Regions from separate parts of the Homo sapiens genome. Here all the other regions are linked to region 1. The links are chromatin contacts, found by Hi-C or POLR2A ChIA-PET in ENCODE. All regions are on one chromosome and are shown on one strand. Each heading gives the region's core, a stretch centred on a gene start or an enhancer-like site at or near the end of the contact. The rest is flanking DNA. Distances are from core to core; before and after follow the strand shown. Region 1 holds the start of H2AC21 (H2A clustered histone 21). Region 2 holds the start of PSMD4 (proteasome 26S subunit ubiquitin receptor, non-ATPase 4). Region 3 holds the start of POGZ (pogo transposable element derived with ZNF domain).

Region 1 (2,700 bases), core at 97-2,596:
ATACTAAGGAAAGGGTGAGAATGGTGTAGGAGATGTAGAACTCCCAGAGATGGGACGTTGAGGAGGAAGAAACACAAGAGCTTTCAGGTTCATCTGTTATATGGGATAAAAGAAAAAAAGGAGAGCTTTCAGGAAAGATTTCTAAGACCGCTGGAGTCATGCCAGCGATTAGTGCCTGACGGCAAAATTACCCTTTCCCGGCTGTTGCTGAAATCTAAGGGATGATGATGAGGTGGACAAGGGAGCATGGAGAAAAAGTCTGAAGGGATGTTAAGGAAGCAACTGACTGGATATGCTAAGACGAAGGGAAGAGTAGAGTAGATTTCGGCTTAGGTATCTGTAAGTATGCTGGTGCATTTCAGGAAAAGAGGGCAAAGAGGGGAGGTTGTTTGTATGAGTTCGCGTTCGGATAGGCTGAGGTAGAGTTTGAGTTTGAGGTGCTCGTTGGGATAAGTAGGTTGAAGTATTCTGTAAGCAGTTAGGCATAAGGGTCTGAGCTTCTGAAACAAATTTGGACGTTAGTTGAAAGCATATAAATGGGTAAGACTCTTCGGGATAAGTGAAGAATTGGAGACAGGGAAACAGTCCAGCTGGACTCGCAGATTTAGAGATGGGCAGTGGCATGGGGGAGCAGGATAAGAAAAGTCGGCGAGGTAAGAAGAAAAACAGGGCGACATTTTGAAAGCCAAGGGAGCAAGTTTGAAGGCCGCCTCCTGGAGGTCAAGAGGAGGATGACAAATCTATTCTAGCCTCGGTCAAACCGGATTCCGAGGAGTGCAGGCGGGTGGGGGTGGGGCGGAGACACGCCGCTGCGGGCGACTTAAGTTTAGGGGCGAGAAAGGAGGCAGCCTTAGTAGTACATGTATTTTTAAAGGGAATTTGGCTGTGACGAGACAGAAAGGGCGGGACTTGGCAGTTTAGAGCTCAAGGGGATCATCGGCTTCAGAATCCCCTACTCTTTCGTGAGAGTAACTCTCCGTCTAAGGATGTCTTCTGCAGTTCCTTAGGGTCCATATTGGGATTTCCCGGCTGTAAACTAAACAAAGCAAAGCAAAACAAAACAAAAACCCACAGTGCCTCTCAGTAAAACAAAACCAGTATTTTGTTTGAAAGCCTGCTCTCTTTAAAGATCCTGGCATGCAAATAAGGGGCTTTAATGTGGCTCTCAGCGATTGGTAGATACTTACAAAATCCGTCATTTCCTTTCAGTGCAGGACGCAAACCAAGAGGCGGCTTTCTGCTTTTCTATTGGCTGTTAGATACGGCTCCGCTTTTAGCCAATCAAACGACTTCCCTTCACCCCTCCCGGTAGCTCTTATAAATTACATCAAATTGGTTATTCTTTCCACATTCTTCTCCTTGTAAAAGAAGCTGTAACTGCAATTTTAGCCGTAATGTCAGGACGCGGAAAGCAGGGAGGCAAGGCCCGCGCTAAGGCCAAGTCGCGCTCGTCCCGCGCTGGTCTCCAGTTCCCGGTGGGGCGAGTGCACCGCTTGCTGCGCAAAGGCAACTACGCGGAGCGGGTCGGGGCAGGCGCCCCGGTGTACCTGGCGGCGGTCCTCGAGTACCTGACCGCGGAAATTCTGGAGCTGGCGGGCAACGCGGCTCGGGACAACAAGAAGACGCGCATCATCCCTCGCCATCTGCAACTAGCCGTGAGGAATGACGAAGAGCTCAACAAGTTACTCGGGGGTGTCACCATTGCCCAGGGCGGCGTCTTGCCCAATATCCAGGCTGTCCTGTTGCCCAAGAAAACGGAGAGTCACAAGCCTGGCAAGAACAAGTAATTAAGAGGCTTGACACCATACTCATTCACCCCAAAGGCTCTTTTAAGAGCCACCAAAGTGTCAAATGAAGGGCTGATCACGAAATAGCGCATTAGCTCTTTTTTTGAAAACTTGGGTGGCTCTAAAAAGAGCCTTTGGTCTTGGTTTGTTTGTCTGCATTTATTTGCTTTTGGCTTTGTGGCTTTCGGTTTTCTTTGGTAACAGAACGGCCTGGATGTTAGGCAAAACGCCGCCCTGGGCGATGGTGACTTTGCCCAGCAGCTTGTTCAGTTCCTCGTCGTTGCGGATGGCCAGCTGGAGGTGACGAGGGATGATGCGCGTCTTCTTGTTGTCCCGAGCCGCGTTGCCCGCCAGCTCCAGGATCTCGGCGGTCAGGTACTCGAGGACCGCCGCCATGTAGACGGGCGCGCCGGCCCCCACCCGCTCCGCGTAGTTGCCTTTGCGCAGCAAGCGGTGCACTCGCCCTACCGGGAACTGGAGGCCAGCGCGGGACGAGCGCGACTTGGCCTTGGCGCGGGCCTTGCCTCCTTGTTTGCCACGACCAGACATGACTGAAATCAAGGTTAAACACAGACAACGCTCAGAACCTCGCAACAAAATAAGATTGAAAGAGAACCAAGAGGAAAGCCTTTATAAGCTTTCCTAGGGGTGGGGTCAAGAACGAGTTTTTCATTGGTCCTAATATGGCTTCAGAACCGGCCAATCAAGTCAAGAGTCGGTGTTGTTACGTACGCATTGCTGAAAACGCAAGGTCCGCACACGGACCAATGGAAATGAACGACTTTCGGAGCCCTAATTTGCATAAGGTGGTTATAAAAGAATCAGGCCCGCCCATTCTCTTACTTCTTTTCTTGGCTAAGCCGCGTTTGTACTGTGTCTTACCATGCCTGAACCGGCAAAATCCGCTCCGGCC
Region 2 (2,888 bases), core at 75-2,574, 1.4 Mb before region 1:
TTTTCAAAAGACGATATACATACAGCCAACAAGCCTATTAAAAAAACCTCAATATCACTGATCATTAGAGAAATGCAAATAAATCAAAACCACAACGAGATACCACCTAACACCAGTCAGAATGGCTATTACTAAAAACTAAAAAAATAACAGATGCTGGCAAGGTTGCGAGAAAAGAGAACACTGTTCTATCGTTGGTGCAAGTGTAAATTAGTTCAATCACTGGGAATCACTTGAACCAGGGAGGCGGAGGCTGCAGTGAGCCAGACTGGGCCACTGCACTCCAGTCCGGGAGACAGAGCGAGACCGTCTCAAAAAAAAATTATTCATCGTTTATCTGAAACTCAAATTTCACTGGGCATCCTGTATGTTATCTGGCAATGCTATGCTCCCCCGAGAAAATAAAAAGAAGAAATCTCATAGGTGCCTGTTTCACCCAATCGGTGATTTGTGTTCGTCAACTATTCTGTATTACATTCAGTGATTACACTTAGAAGGAACTCTTGAAACCCTGCAAAAATTTATGTCCTCCTCTTCTAATGTGACTCGTAATAGGTACTCAGCCCAAGCCTGAAACTGACAAAGAGAGCTACCTCACCGGATAAAGCCTTTGTGTCAGACAGCCGTGGGTTTAAATCTTGACTCCACCACTTAACTAGCTGTATGATTTTGGACAAATCACTTAAAATCGCTGAGACTCGGTATCCTGAACCGTAAAATGGAGAGATAATTTACCTTAAGGTGTGGTTGTGAGGTATAAGTGAGATAAACAAAATGACTGATACATAAAAAGCAATCTGTAAATGGTACCTTTGAAGATGATACAGGGAAAGGTAATGAAGTTAGAGACGAGGGAATGGGGAGAGGAAGGGATTAATAATCTATTTTCCTAATAGACGTTATTTTGCAAAGAAAGGAGGGCAGAAAACTATTACGATGAGTCCGAAAAGCAGAACTGTAGCTAAAGACAGACCCGGGCTGCTCTAGAGAAGACGGCGCTAGAACAGAGAAAGGAAGCAGGAATGACCAGTCAATGACCGTCCCCCTGGGGGTAACAGTGGTAACCCGGGACTATCCGCCACTCCAGGGCCCCGGGATGACTCAGGGAGTCCAGCGGGCTCCTTACCTCCGGGGCCAGGGCCGCCTCTCGCCCATGAGCCCCTGGCCCCCACCCCAGGCCCTCCCTGCCTTGGCGCTACACGCGCCCGGAACCCAGCTCTGCCCCTCCTGCCCCGAAGTAGCTCCTCACCACACCATAGTGCTTTCCAACACCATCTTGCCACCTTCCTCCCTCCCGACCGGGTCTCCGGGACGGCCTAACAACAACTCCTCCAATTGGCCCGTCGCTCTTCACCAATCACAGACCTCGGCTTGGCCAGCTGCTTCCGCCTCCGTCCCCCACGTTGCGTTCTGGGAGTTGTAGGTGCCGCCAAACAAATTTGTAGGCGTCTTGAGGGTAGTTGAAGGGAATCGCGGTAACACAAAAAACAGGATCTAGCCTCCACTTTCCCTGCCATTGCAGTTCTCAGTTGGGGTTTCCCGCTGGCCGGATCTCAGGGGAGCTATGGAGGAACCTTTGAAAGTGCTGTGTCGATTCCGGCTTCGGCATTTTAAAAAAGTGTCGGGATCGGCCGAGCGCGGTGGCTCACGCCTGTTAGCCCAGCACTTTGGGAGGCCAAGGCGGGCGGATCACGAGGTCAGGAGTTCGAGACCAGCCTGGCCAGCATGGTGAAACCCTGTCTCTACTAAAAATACAAAAAATTAGCCGGGCATGGTGGCGCACGCCTGTAATCCCCGCTACTCGGGAGGCTGAGGCAGGAGAATTACTTGAACCCGGGAGGCAGAGATTGCAGTGAGCCGAGATCGCGCCACTGCACTCCAGCCTGGGGGACAGAGTGAGACTCCGTCTCAAAAAAAGAAAAAAAAAAGTGTCGGGATCGCTAATGACTTTCTACAGCCCTCAGTTCCCTGTAGAATTTTAATTCAACAAGCCCTTATACCCTTCAATTGAATTTATTTGTATATTTATCTCCTCCCTCGTTTAACTAAGGGTGGGCAACGTGCCTTTTTTTTTTTTTTTTTTTTTTTTTTTTTTTTTTTTTTTGAGACGGAGGAGTCTCGCTCTTTCACCCAGGCTAGAGTGCAGTGGCTCGATCTCGGCTCACTGCAACCTCCACCTCCTGGGTTCCAGGGATTCTCCTGCCTCAGCCTCCCAGGTAGCTGGGACTACAGGGGCATTCCACCATGCCCGGCTAATTTTGTATTTTTAGTAGAGACGAGGTTTCACCATGTTGGCCAGGCTGGTCTCGATTTCCTGACCTCAGATGATCCACCCACCTCAGCTTCCCAAAGTGCTGGGATTACAGGCGTGAGCCACCACACCTGGCCGGCAACGTGTCTTAATCTTTACAATTCCCTAAGCCCAGTACAGAGCCCGGAAAAGATTTGACAACTCAATTATATTAACTAATCTGCCAAAGAACAAACCACTAAACCGTTTTGGTTAATCAAAAATTACATTCAAGGCCTGATGCAATGGCTTAGGTTTTATAATCCCAGCGTTTTGGGAGGCCCAGGCAGGAGGATCAACTCAGGCTAGGAGTCTGAGACCAGCCTGGACAACACAGCCAGACTCCGTCTCTACAAAGTTTTATTGTTTGAGACAGGGTGTCGCTCTGTTGCCCAGATTGGAGTGCAGTGGCCTGATCTCGGCTCACTGCAATCTCCACCTCCCGGGTTCAAGCCATCCTCCTGCCTCAGCCTCCTGAGTAGCTGGGGCTATAGGTGCATGCCACCAAGCCCAGCTAATTTGTTTTTAATTTTTTGATGTGGGAGGATGGCTTGAGCGCATGAGTTCGAGACCAGCGTAGGCAACATAGCCAGACCCC
Region 3 (2,761 bases), core at 131-2,630, 1.6 Mb before region 1:
CTAGATCTCATTGGCTGGGAGAATAAATTGACAGGGCATGGGGAAATATGTTGGAATTTTTCAAAGGTTAATAACGTAATATACATAATGTAAATATAACATATATAATGAATTATACTAATTACACGACAGTATAAAATAGGATTTGAGTTTCATGTAGTCTTTTGGTGATTGATCCCATAATCCTAATATGGGCTTCTCCAGATCAGGTCTGGAAAGTCTTCAGAAGTATTTTCAGAAGGATTTAGTGATTCTTCTCATTCAAATAATGAAGTCCTTCCTAAGCATCCTACACTAGTGGAAATCACTCACATGGTTTTGGTATGAAATGGAATGAAACTGGGTGGTGGCAGTGTGTGTATGTGTATGCACATGTGCACACTCACACGGGCAGGTGCATACAATTTGGAATGCCTACTTCCACTGCCTATTTTCAGTCTGGTGGTTTGAATGGAGTGTGTATATAAAGAGCACAAATAAACATAGTTCTGGATTTCCCCTTTCTGCACCAAGTACCTTGATTTCACATTTGGTTTGAAGCAAATATTTGTGTATTGCTTAAATAGCAAACATTTTCAAATATTCAAGGAAAATATTACATTTTTATAATCTCAGAAGGCAATAAAGGACAAAATTTCTTAGCTACCTGAAAAGAGGTAGTTTTTGTCTGGGGAAGAATAAACAGGTGGATGGTCGTTTGAGTGGACTAACCAATTTCTTTGAGCCAACCCATCTCAGCCTTGATTGGAGCAAAAAGCATAAGGATGTGGAGTGTGTGTGGTTTCTTGGAACTGGGGATCTCTGCTGAATCTACTCACAATGGGAGCAAAGCAGTTTCCATCACAATAATCGCTTTAACAATCGTGTGCCACTTCTTTCCAGGATCCAGAAGGGCTTGAGGATCAAAATGGCTTTTAAAAGTTCTTCACTTAAACAAGGCCGCAGCCACAAGGTTACTTGGCCGAGTGTCTCTTGAGAAAGAGTGAGTGCCATTTTGTTCTTTGTTCCAATGACAGTTGTTGGTGCCACTGGGCCTCACCACCTGGCCTGTGTCATGAAGTCTCCCTCTTGACTGGGTCTAAGCCTTGAGTGGAAAGTGGGGGAGCCTCCCAACACTTCCTTGGAAACTCTTGGCAAGTAAATTGGGGAATATTTTCTTTGGAAGTCTCATTTTTCTCACCAAAATTTAGATATAGCTTCTGAAGCTAATTATTCTTTTTTCATTACAAAAAATGTTTTCCTTTATTTATTTATTTGCAGGCCCAGCCAAACTTGACTAGAAAAGAAGCCCGGGCAGGGGTTTGGATGAGCCCATGACGTGCAGCGCGCTCCGACCAATTGGGAGGCCGTGAAAAAGGGGAGGGCGGAAGTGACGAGCCGTATCCCTCCGCGGGGCGAGAGGGTCGGTGGGGGGAGTCGGCGTCTCTCTCCCCCGCGCCAGCTCCCGTACACGGAGCCGCATTCCTTGGCCCCCCCACCCCCCTCCCTCGGGGCCCCCCCGCCCCCCTCGGGAAAAAAATCCACCCCGAATCACTCGAACCCGAGGGAGGCTTCCTTTCACCCTTGGGGAGACGAGCTTTCAACGGTTACCTCTTCTTCGTCTCCCCCCAAGCCCCCGTCCCCTCCCCCTGCTCCCACCCCCTTCTGGCGCCGGGTGTAAGGTCCCTTTAAGGCGACGGCGCCTTCCTCGGGTCAGACTACCGGCGGCGACGACCACAGGAGGTGAGTGAGCGAGCGAGCCTTCTCTCTCCCCACCCCCTGCTCCCGGGGGTTCCGTTATCTTTTCGCTCGGCGAGGCGTTCAGAGGCGAGACAATGAGAGGGGGATGGGGCCGGTACGCGCGGGGGTGGGGGCGGGGGGCCGGCGGTGCGCGCCCCCGCCCACCGCGAGTGGCGGCGCGGCCCGCGGCAGGGGCGGCCGCGGGGTGCGGCGCGCGAGCGCGAGTGTGTGTGCGTGCGCCCCGGGCCGCGGGAGCCGCGCGAAGGGCCGGCGGCGGAGGTCCCTGCCTGCCGGCTGGCCGGCCGCCCCCGCCCCCCGGCGCCCGCCGCGGCGCGCGCGCGCGCACTCGCGCCCCACGGCCCCGCACACAGCCCGACGTCCACACGCACGCTCGGCGCGAGGCGTCTCGGAGGAGTGGGCGGCGCGGGCGCGGGCGGTGGCCCGCTGGGGAAGGGGCGGGGGCGGGGGCGCGGGCGGTGGCGAGACGGCGGGGCGCGGCGGGAGGGGCCGGCGAGGGGGCGAGGCCGTGCGGCGGAGGGGCGGGCGGCGGCGGAGCGGCCCCTGGGGGTGGGGGTGCGCGGCCCTCCCCGCCCCATTCCCGCTCCGAGAAGGAGTGGGGCGCTCGTTTTGAGCGGGAGGAGGAAAATGAGTGATTGCTGAGCCGATCCCTTGTGTTATGTAATCTCTGCTTGGTCTAATAGTACATCCTAAGCCTTAGTGCACTGCAGCTAGTTTACGAAGTCTCCTCCCTCGGTCCCCAAATTTCTTTTGGGATGGCGCCGTGATTTATAAAATGGAATGAGGCGGGGAATCTTTATTTTCTGGTGATTATGTCCTGCCGCGGTGGGCGCCATGTTTATCCCGGGGACTATTTTATTTAGATTCTTGGCACCTTTTGCAAAGGAGTACTGTCATTGATCTATTTGTTTTCCGTCTTTCTGCGTGTTGTTCTTATTTCCTTCCTCTCCAGATGTGGGATTCTCTCAAACTGCTAGTAGCACTTGTCTTAGACATTCTTAGTTCAGAAAAAGGTAGTGCTGAT

What was found. A loop is a pair of places that touch in the nucleus more often than their neighbours do. ChIA-PET counts read pairs that join two places held with the same protein, here RNA polymerase II (POLR2A). Pooled maps may share reads with other maps.
Region 2: a pooled map shows a loop between it and region 1 (12-fold over the local background). The contact joins the promoter of PSMD4 here to the promoter of H2AC21 in region 1. A Hi-C loop is called at or near these places in 5 of 50 pooled maps. POLR2A ChIA-PET finds 5 or more read pairs at or near these places in 2 of 52 experiments (CD4-positive, alpha-beta memory T cell and GM10248).
Region 3: a loop to region 1 is called in a pooled map, with 6 times the contacts of the local background. The contact joins the promoter of POGZ here to the promoter of H2AC21 in region 1. A Hi-C loop is called at or near these places in 2 of 50 pooled maps. POLR2A ChIA-PET finds 5 or more read pairs at or near these places in 3 of 52 experiments (GM10248, OCI-LY7 and activated B cell).

The regions. Positions count from the first base shown.
Region 1 is chr1:149,886,611-149,889,310 of GRCh38, reverse strand. H2AC21 (H2A clustered histone 21) reads left to right here and starts at 1,346. Exons shown (of 1, transcript NM_175065.3): 1 at 1,346-1,842. The coding sequence starts at 1,395. The coding sequence ends at 1,787. It overlaps H2AC20 (H2A clustered histone 20), which reads right to left and starts at 2,393. Exons shown (of 1, transcript NM_003517.3): 1 at 1,900-2,393. The coding sequence starts at 2,336. The coding sequence ends at 1,947. H2BC21 (H2B clustered histone 21) reads left to right here and starts at 2,629. Exons shown (of 1, transcript NM_003528.3): 1 at 2,629-2,700. The coding sequence starts at 2,671. RefSeq lists enhancers at 536-655, 458-1,052, 1,276-1,565, 1,586-1,725, 2,136-2,195 and 1 more.
Region 2 is chr1:151,253,170-151,256,057 of GRCh38, reverse strand. It overlaps PSMD4 (proteasome 26S subunit ubiquitin receptor, non-ATPase 4), which reads right to left and starts at 1,324. Exons shown (of 10, transcript NM_002810.4): 1 at 1,250-1,324. The coding sequence starts at 1,275. RefSeq lists a silencer at 1,063-1,202 and an enhancer at 1,243-1,432.
Region 3 is chr1:151,458,113-151,460,873 of GRCh38, reverse strand. POGZ (pogo transposable element derived with ZNF domain) reads left to right here and starts at 1,380. Exons shown (of 19, transcript NM_015100.4): 1 at 1,380-1,722. RefSeq lists an enhancer at 1,110-1,159 and silencers at 1,990-2,039, 2,230-2,279.